2 separate regions of the Homo sapiens genome follow, and region 1 is linked to region 2. The links are chromatin loops, found by intact Hi-C in ENCODE. Cell type or tissue: ascending aorta. All regions are shown on one strand. Region 1 overlaps LINC00114 (long intergenic non-protein coding RNA 114). Region 2 overlaps ETS2-AS1 (ETS2 antisense RNA 1).

What was found. Peaks named below come from ENCODE experiments on the same cell type or tissue, not always from the same donor. Only the 100,000 strongest peaks of a DNase experiment are listed, where the experiment ranks them.
Region 1: a loop joins it to region 2, with 2.1 times the contacts of the local background. A loop is called at or near these places in 6 of 110 quality-filtered maps.

The regions. Positions count from the first base shown.
Region 1 is chr21:38,757,421-38,762,420 of GRCh38, forward strand. All of the region lies in intron 1 of LINC00114 (long intergenic non-protein coding RNA 114), which reads right to left. Among named protein-coding and RNA genes, the nearest start is that of LINC00114, 14 kb to the right of the region's middle. In ascending aorta, no CTCF peak of the experiment used is centred here; a DNase peak (open chromatin) is centred at 2,651; H3K27ac peaks cover 5,000 bases.
Region 2 is chr21:38,911,476-38,916,475 of GRCh38, forward strand. All of the region lies in intron 2 of ETS2-AS1 (ETS2 antisense RNA 1), which reads right to left. Among named protein-coding and RNA genes, the nearest start is that of ETS2-AS1, 24 kb to the right of the region's middle. RefSeq lists enhancers at 2,945-3,445, 3,446-3,946. In ascending aorta, no CTCF peak of the experiment used is centred here; DNase peaks (open chromatin) are centred at 1,676 and 2,086; H3K4me3 peaks cover 828 bases; H3K27ac peaks cover 5,000 bases.

The DNA of each region.
Region 1 (5,000 bases), 150 kb before region 2:
CAGCCTACAGGCATGAGCCTTCATGCCTGGCTATTTGTAAAATTATTATTTTTTGTAGAGATGGGGGTCTTGCTATATTGCCCAGGCTTGTCTTGAACTCCCAGCTTCAAGCAATCCTCTCAGCTTGGCCTCTCAAAACGCTGGGACTACAGACCATTTTTCTTTTTAAAATATTATTTGGGGAGATTTATTTATTTATTTATTTATTTATTTATTTATTTATTTATGAGATGGAGTCTTGCTCTTTCACCCAGGCTGGAGTCCAGTGGCGCGATCTCAGCTCACTGCAAGCTCCACCTCCCAGGTTCACGCCATTCTCCTGCCTCAGCCTCCCGAGTAGCTGGGATTACAAGCTTGCACCACCACACCAGACTAAAACATACAATATACTGATTTCCATTTCCTTGGAAAGATTGTTGCTGGGACTATTTCTTATTAACTAGTTGCGTTTCCTGTTTTGGTTTTTTTGTTGTTGTTGTTTAGGATTTTTAGTGTTTCCTTTTATTATGTTTTGAGACGAGGTCTTGCTCTGTTACCTAGACTAGAGTGCAATAGCATGATCACAGCTCACTGCAGCCTCAACCTCCCAGGCTCAAGTGATCCTCCCACCTTAGCCTCCCGAGTAGCTGGGACCACAGGGTAAAGTAAAAGGTAAAGACTGACCAGGAAAGGGGATGGGAGTGGGGAGAAAAAACATATTAAACTGAATTATACCTTCCACCTTACCTTGTATTATGATCAAAAGAAATCCCTCTGCTGTCCTTTCCTCCTGACACTCTTCCCACAGGCATGCACCATCATGCCTGGCTAATTCTGTAAATTTTTTGTAGAAGCAGGGGTCCCACTATGTTGCCCAGGCTGGTATCGAACTCCTGTGCTCAAGTGAAGTGTTTTCAAAATGACATATTTCTATATCTTACAATTTTCCTGAGTTTTGGTGTTAATTAAATGTACAATTAAATCTTTTGGTTTTTAAAAATATAGATAACATCTTCCACTGTTTAATTCTATACTGTTTTTTAAAAAGAAAACCTGAAGAGTGCAAACCTGTAGAGTAAGAAAAGGGGAGGAATGAAATTTATCTTACTCCTCCTGCCAGATGCAGTTTGGTACATCTTAACACTAAATGCTCATTTTACTGAATTCTCACTTTAAGAATGTTCCATTATATTTTAAACTCTTTATAGGCATATTGATTTTGTGCTGAAAGAGATTAAACAGCCCTCAAGAGTTTCAAGCAAATTCTCTTAGTCAGTAAATGCATTTCCTCTTTCATTCATGTCCCAATGCCCAGTCAACATTTTTTGTGTGCCTGTATCACTTAACCAACAAAGATTTTGGAAACAATCTTTGGATAATACAATATTTGATTTCTCATAATGTGACCTGAAGATCCACATGATTTTGTTTTTTTGTCAGCCCATGCCACCCCATGGTTTGGAGGAACCAAACCCCCAGCCTTTTGAGGGGTGAGACTCCTGGAATTTTCGTCCCGTGCCTTCGTGGGGATTTCTCCTGTATTTAGTATTTGTTCACCCGACACAGACTTGCAGAGCCTAATGCATTCCAGACACTGCGCTGAGTGCCAGGAATAAAGAAACATCTGTACCTGGTACAGTCTGGCTGGGGCAAGAAACCACCAACATGATAAGCAAATGAATGTATAATGTAACAGAACATGGGTTGTGCCCTGAAGAAAAATAAAGACTGACCAGGAAAGGGGATGGGAGTGGGGAGAAAAACCATATTAAACTGAATTATACCTTCCACCTTACCTTGTATTATGATCAAAAGAAATCCCTCTGCTGTCCTTTCCTCCTGACACTCTTCCCACACACACACATGCACACACACACGCACATCTGTAAACCCCTGACAACAGTGGTGACGTCTATCTCACCTTTGTGCACCCCCAAAGCTGAACACAGCTATGCATGACTGACACAATTTTGTTAAACCAAAGAAAATCTTTTCATGATGTCTCCATTAATTTCATGTGGCCAACCAGCCATTCCTGGAAGTTTCTTGAACTCTCTGGAGATCCCTTCTGCCTTTAGGCATCTTCTGTCTACTCAGCGAGTAGTTCCTGGGGCTTTCCTAATGGCATTTCTGCTTATCCGATATCTGCTGGATGTCGTTCAGAAAAATGACATTGGAGGCTGAGGCCTCAAACTTTAGCTCCATATTCTTGGTCAGGTTTCAGATTTTCACTTAAACACAGCCCTGTCTGCGATGCCAACAGACTTTAGCTCAATTTATTATCAGAGGGCGATCTGGCACTCCCATACAGCTCCGCAAATGCCTCTGACTATCTAATAACTCATCATTAAACACCACATTCCCTGAGAGGCTGTGGAGACCAGGCAGGGAGGGCCTCTCCCTTCTGAAAAAAGGAGCCCCTTCCAGGGCTCACAACAAAATGTCAAGTTTGGCAAAAGATAAAAATAGAAGTCTTTGTTTCACACTTGCAAAAAGGCTCAAACTTTCACGTGTGCTTCTGTTTATATTAAATAAAAAGCCCATTTTTCTTGGGATAAAAGCATCTTAAGAAGAGTTGTAGGGAGAAGAGACTAGGTCCTTTCTTAACCGGAATTCAACTGATTAGACCCTGGCCAGACTCTCCAGTCAGACCCAGAAAGAGAAAACAGTGCCAATCCGAATGATTCAGCTCAATCCGTTCAAAACAACAAATCATGAAATGGCATCATGGACAGGCATGTTACGATAAGACTCTGCTAACGTGGCTTTTGCTGCAAAGTGGGAAATGGTTCTGGGAACTTACAGCTTTAATAAGATCAAACAATGCATCAAATGGAGGTCTGAGTTGGAGATCTGGGCTTCGACCTGCAGAAATAAGAATTGAGGCCTGTTGGGTGCTTCGCTGCTGGCAGTGCTCTCTCACGTGCCCTTTCCAGCTGGCTCTCACCTGATTCTCAGACACCTCTGAGAGCTAGGTGGTGTTCTCGTGTACATGTTAGAGATGAGGAAACCCAATCTCTGACAGCTGTCTATCCACCTGTTTGGAAGGGGCTGAACTGTGTTCCCCCCAAGCTCATCTGTTGAAGCTTTAACCCCCAGTACTTCAAAGCATGTCTTTATTCAGAGATAGTCTTTCAAGAGATAATTAAGATGCAGTGAAGTCATTAGCGTGGGCCCTAATCCGATCTGACTGGTGTCCTAACAGGAAGAGGAGATTAGAACACAGACATGACCATGTAAGGACACAGGGAGAAGGCGGCCGTCTGTAAGCCAAGGAGGGAGGCTCAGAAGGAACGAACCCTGCTCACACCTGGATCCCAGACTTCTAGCTTCCAGGACGGAGAAAATAAATGTTGTTGAAGCCGCCTACCCTATGGTACTTTATTATGGAAGCCCTAGCACACTAATACATTAAGGTAAGTTCTCTGAGGGCAGAATGGGGCTTTTGCTATTTCGATGAAAGTTCTTCGGATTCTGCAAAGCTGACCTCATATTCTGTGATGATTTTGGTAGAAGGCACACAGGCCACCTGCTCACTCCCTGCTCCTCTCATTCCTCCTCACTTTCCCTCCTATTTTCATCATCTTCCCTCTCCCTTTCTCCTTCTTTCACTCCAGGGGGATATGTTTGCCAACCATCTGCAAAGTGCCTACTGTGTTTCACGTAAACGCTTTTAATTTACGTAACTCATGCTATTTATCTCGTCATGATTTGACTCTTTTCCTTTTGGATAGTTTTCAAGATCAATCCTTGTTGCAAGATGAATATTTAACCTGTTACTTTTTTTTTTGGAGACAAGGTCTCGCTCTGTCGCTCAGGCAGGATTGCAGTGGCATGAACACAGCTCACTGCAGCCTCAAACTCCTGGGCTCAGGTGATCCTCCCACCTCAGCCTCGCGAGTAGCTGGGACTACAGGCATGCACCACCTCACACAGCTAATTTTATTTATTTTTCTAATAGAGATGGGGTCTTGCTATGTTGCCCAGGCTGGTCTTGAACTCCTGGCCTCAAGCAATTCTCCCACCTCAGTCTCCCAAAGAACTGGGATTACAGGTGTGGGCCACCACGCCTGGCCTAACCTGTAACTTCTAATTGACACCTCAACATTTCCGAAAATGCCTTTATTCTGCCTGTGCACTGGATTGATAGTTTCTATAGGTGTAGAAGCCCAGGTCGAAAACCACCTTCCTGCAGAAAGCCCCATCCTCTTGTCATTCCCAGAGCGGCTGCAGGGAAAGCTACAGCCATTCTGAGTCCTGAGTCTTCATGTGTTGCCTTTTTTCTTCTCCCTGGAAGCTTGTAAAATCTTCTTCCTGTCCTCACTGCTCTGAAATTGCACAGCAACGAGGCTTCGTGTAGGTCTATTTTTATCTCTTGTACTAGGCCCTTTAGACCTGCAAGCTGGTGTTATTCATTTCTGGAAAAGTTTCTTGAATTGTATTTTAAAGACTTACCAGCTTCTCTGTTCTCTCCTCCTGGAATTCATCTGGAAGCTGCATTTCCTGGTCTGGGCCTCCAATTTCATACATTCTCTCCCTTTTCTTCTCTCTTTTCACTTTGCTCTATTTTCTAATACAATTTTCCAGCCATGCCTTCTAATCCTTGTACTGGGTCTTTCATTTTGGCTATCATGTGACTTTCCCCAAGCTTGCCCAGTGCTTGTTATTTTCCAAATGTTGCTTTTTTATGGTCTCTCACTTTTTTTTTTTTTCTTTTGAGACAGAGTCTTGCTCTGTCGCCCAGGCTGGAGTGCAGTGGCGCGATCTCGCTCACTGCGAGCTCCGCCTCCCGGGTTCACGCCATTCTCCTGCCTCAGCCTCCTGAGTAGCTGGGACTACAGGCGCCCACCACCACGCCCGGCTAATTTTTTGTATTTTTAGTAGAGACGGGTTTCACCGTGTTAGCTAGGATGGTCTCGATCTCCTGTATGGTCTCTCATTCTTGATGCATAGAAGAAAACTCATCTCATCTCTCTAAAGGTGTTAACAGTAGGTGTAGTCTTGGTTTCCTCCAGGTTTCT
Region 2 (5,000 bases):
AAACCCTGAGCCCCTCCTACTACCAAACCATGGTTCTAGAGCTCTTCATGTCTTATCCATCCTCCCTCTGGCTTTTCCTATTGGGGGCCTCCTTCTCAGAGGGTAGCAGCTACATACACCAGGGATGGACTCAATAATGTCACCTCCCTTGTTTCAGCCAGTAGACCTCTATTGATTTAATCTGAAGTCACATTGGCCTTTTGGCAGCCTGTCCCAATGGTGACTCATAATGAGATTCATTTAGAGTCAATCAAACTCTTATAAAGGACACTGCCTGAACATATCCAACAAAGCAGGTAGCTGTTCTGTTGAACTTTGGAGCAAAATGTCCGACTTTTACATTTGTCCCTGTTAAATTTCTCCATTTTAATCTGCCCCATCATTCCTTCCCTGTCATTCCTATAGTTTTCTGTCATCTGGGAACCTGTTGCAAGTGCCTTCTGTCGATTGATCCAGATGATTGTTTACAGCGCAATTTTGTTATGGAATCACCTAACTATGTCAGCCTACAGCTTGCTTTCCTCTGCCTTGTTCAGAAAGGTCACAGAAGGCTGCTTCTTCACTGCTTTGCTGAAACATCTTAAAGTGTTGGGCCAGGAGAAGTGTTAGAGACCATCTGCTTCAAGCCCTTCATTTTTCAGATGAAGAAACTGAGGCCAGGTGAGGTAAAGAGGCTGCTAAAAGATCATACAGTGACCTGGTCTGCAGCAGAGCCAAAGATCAGGACTCAGAGATTCCCGTACCCAGGGACCCTCTGGTTATTTGCCCAGCAAGGAAACCACTGGTACACTCCATCAAGTCTGCTGGAAGACTCCAAAACAGTGGACAACAGAGCCCCTGCCCTTGGGAAGAAAGGCTAAGTGGGCCCTGAAAAGTAAGTAATCAACTGATGACTAGAGAAACAGAATGTGGTCCAGACATACAATGAAATACAGTCCAGCCATGGAAAGGAATGAAGCGCTGACGCATGCTACAACGTGGGTGAACCTTGAAAAATTATGGTCAGTGAAAGAAGCCAGTGGCAGAAGACCACATATTGTATGATTCCATTCAGAGGATTTGCCACAATAGGAAGATCCCTCGAAACAGAGAAAGCACCTTCGTGGGTGCCGGGGGGCTGGGGGGTAGGGGGAAATGGGGAGTGACTGCTAATGGGTACAAGATTTCTTTTTGGAGTGACAGAAATGTTTTGGAATTAGACCATGCTGATGGTTGCCCAACAATGTAATGCACTCAAAACCACTGAACTGTGCACCTTAAAATGGTTAAAATGGTGAATTTTATGGCATGTGAATTATGCCTTCATCTTTAACAAGAGCATCAGCCTGTCTTCCTGCTCTCTGGTGGACAGTGGAGAAGAAAGGAAAGGAAGGAGGTCAAGAACAAACCCTTTCCTCCTCTCCCAGCTGAAGAGCTTTGCAGACGGCGGGGAGGGCCTGGAGGGGCCGCTCTCTGGGCAGCTGAGGGTTGCTTTTCCACCTAAAGGGCCTGTCTGCCATGTCCTTCCTGGCGCATCCTGAGTGTCCCCTGGGCTGTGGTCCTGGGACCTCCCCCACTCTTCTGCCCTTCTGCCGCGATGGAAACTGGGCCTCCCTGGGCTGCTGCTCTGCCTTGGAAGGAAATGGGGGACACTTGCTTGGCTCTTCAGCACCCGCCCCGTGCTTCCGCGTTTGTGTGAAGGGCAAAGGTTTTAGCGATCTCCTGCCAGGCTCAGATCCGCTCCTCTACACGGCACGCCTTGCTCTGGCCAAGGCTCCATTCGGAGGAATTCGGGTGCGGCACAGCGTCAGGGTCCAGTGACAGCAGCAGCAGGAGTCACCTGGGAGGCCCCCAGCTGGCCTCAGAGCACGGGCAGGAAGAGGAGCCAGAAACTGAACAGCGGTGGGGAGGGGGTTTGGATAAAGTATGCAGAAATCACCGTGGAGAAGAGAAGCAACTGGGGCTGTTTGAGAAAGAAAAAAAAAAAAATTAAATCCTCTGCCAGTTTGGAAGCGCATTGCTTTCATGTCGGCCTGGCTGATTCCCGCGTGGGCGTGCGGCCCTGGCTCTGGCGGCCTGCCGGGGAGCGGGGAGCGTGGGTGGCCTTCCCAGAACAAAAGTTCAGGCTGCAGGAGTCACCTGCGGGAGAGCCCTGTCCCCTCCCACCAGGGACCGCTCCGCCCACCGCCCAGGGCAGTGAGCACCGCAGCCAGGTAGCCCTGCTGCCAGGGAGGGAGGGCGAACATGCACTGCGCACAACACACAACACATGCACACAACAGACAAAAGACAACACACACAACACATACAACACAAATACAACACACAACACATACAACACAAACACAACAGACAACACAAACAACATACAACACATACACACAACACACACAACAGACCACACACAATATACAACACACACTACAAACAAGCACAATATACTAGACACAATACACAACACATATACAACACACAATACACAACACACACTACAGACAACTTACACACACCACATAACATACAATATACAACACAACACACACACAACAAACCACGCACGCCACAANNNNNNNNNNACAACATACCACACAACACACAATATACAACATACACAACAAACCACACACAACACACACCACAAACCACACACAACATACAACACACATCACAACTACACAATATACACCACATACAACACACAATATACACAACACACACCACATACCACACACAACATGCAACACATACCACACACAACACATACAAATGCATACCACATACCACACACATACAAACACATGCCACATACCACACAAACCACACAGCGCACACCACATACACAACACACAACACAAACCACACACTGCACACACCACACAAACACATTACACAAACCACACACTACACAAAACACATCACACACAGCACACACATCACACACAACACATGCACCACATATACACCCACATACACACCACACACACCACACTTCACACACATCCCACACACCCCTCTCTCTCTCTCCTTCCCTGTCTCTCTCTGTCTCTCTGTCTCTCCCTCCCTGTCTCTCTCTCCTCATGCGTTCTCACCCATGGAGAATGTAAGTGAGAGGAGCTATTTACGTCATCCATAAAGAAGAAGGGAGGAAGGACCACAGAAGCCCACTCTCTATCAGAAGGGCCAGAGCTCAGGGAGCGCCTTTGTCAGCAAGATGGGAACCAGCTTTTACGGAGCACTTTGTGTCTTCAAAGAACTTCACCAACATTGACTCATTAAGCCACCCACACCTCTGAGGCAGCTGGGGTGGCTTGGTTCTCCCTGTCAGAGAGGAGAGAGGTCAACGCTCACCTCAGGGCACAGGGCAAATTCAAGAGAGGGCAAGGGCCAGTGTGTCCCAGATGACCCGGCCGAGGAACCTGCTTCTGTGTCAGGGAAGGGGTCAAGTGAGGTCGGAAGTCAAGGACCAGCTCTCTAGGTGCTGAAGGGTTAAGGAAGGAGGAAGAGAGGGTGGCCGGTGGCTGGTGGCATCATGTTACCTTCTGCCTGTCATCCAGAGAGCCAAGCTGAACAGGCATCAGGGTGCCTGTGAGGAGGGGTGGGCCCAGCCTTCCTGGGGCAGCAGCCCCTCCACTCTCTTTTCCTGTGCTGACAGAGAAGGGAGAAGAGGTCTCAGAGAGGCTCTTGGACCGAGTTCCTTTGTTCCTCCCTTCTAGGAGTGGTGCATTTTTACAATATCAACAGTCCTCACTCCCAGGCAAGATCTCTGTAATGCATCACACAGATGAATCCTTCTGTATCTCAAAGTTCACACACAGTATGAACTTAACAGCCAACAGGGAGCTTGTTTTTATGCTAATGGAATGGCAAAGGGAAAGTTCTTCCCAAATGAAAGAGCTTTGATGTCCTGTATTTCTATATGTGTGTGTATGTGTGTACACATATATATATACACACAAATATATATATATATATATATATACACACACACACACACACACATATATTTCCTCCAAAAAAGAAATGGCTGGTCCGGAGCTGAATCTCTTTCCTCCTCAAACCCCTACTTGGAAGCAGGCATTCCTCCCATCGTGAAAGGGCTCACATACAGCACAACTTGGTTTCTGAAAGCTTGGCCTTTGGAGCTAGAAAGATTTGTTTCAGTCATTGTCTGGATGTGGAGAAGAACCTGACTCTTAGAGGCAGCTTTCTCTGACCCCATCGCTGCCTGGGATCCCAACATCTAGGAAGAGGTTTAAAAGAGAAACTGTCCAACCCCAAACCAAGGGCAACACAAACCAGCCTGGCTTCTTCACTCACAGCTTGAGCAAGCTGCTTGTCTCGGTGATTATTTGGACACATGCTACGAAGCACAGAGACATACGCTTACCTTTTGTTTTCAGGGATTAAAGAGAAGATTTTAAAAATCTGAAGCCAAAAAGACACAGAGCAACAGAAGCAGCTGTACAAAACACACCCTCAGAAGGGAACAACTTCAGAAGAGAGAACGAGCAGGACCCTCAACTTTGTCCTGAGCCCTTCATTGGAAAGCTTATCCATCTTCATTTTTCCTAAAACTGGGATTTGTAACTAAAACCATTTCCTAAATGCTACTATGGACATTGTAGTACCAGGCACAAACTAGGGTAGATGTGTCATTTTCAAGGACAGTTTAACTGGGTGCATTGTATTTAGGTCAAGTGACTTAAAATGCTAGGTTGGACAACTTAGGTGAACTCTTTATTGGCACAATGTAATGCATATTTTGCACAGCCAAGTCAATCTTGCATTCTTGTTAGAAGGTGTGAATTGGTATTTTCAATCAGTGGCAGCTGACTATAGTATCAAGAGCCCAGGAGTTCAAATCTGCTTCTGTCATCTACCCACCAAAGGACCTCAGGCTGATTAAACCCTTCTAGACTCATGTCCCCACCTCTAAACAAACAATAGTAATGGCACCTCCCTGGTAGGTTTGCTGTAAAGATTAAATGAGATGTTGCCGCAAAACAATGAGCCACAGTAGG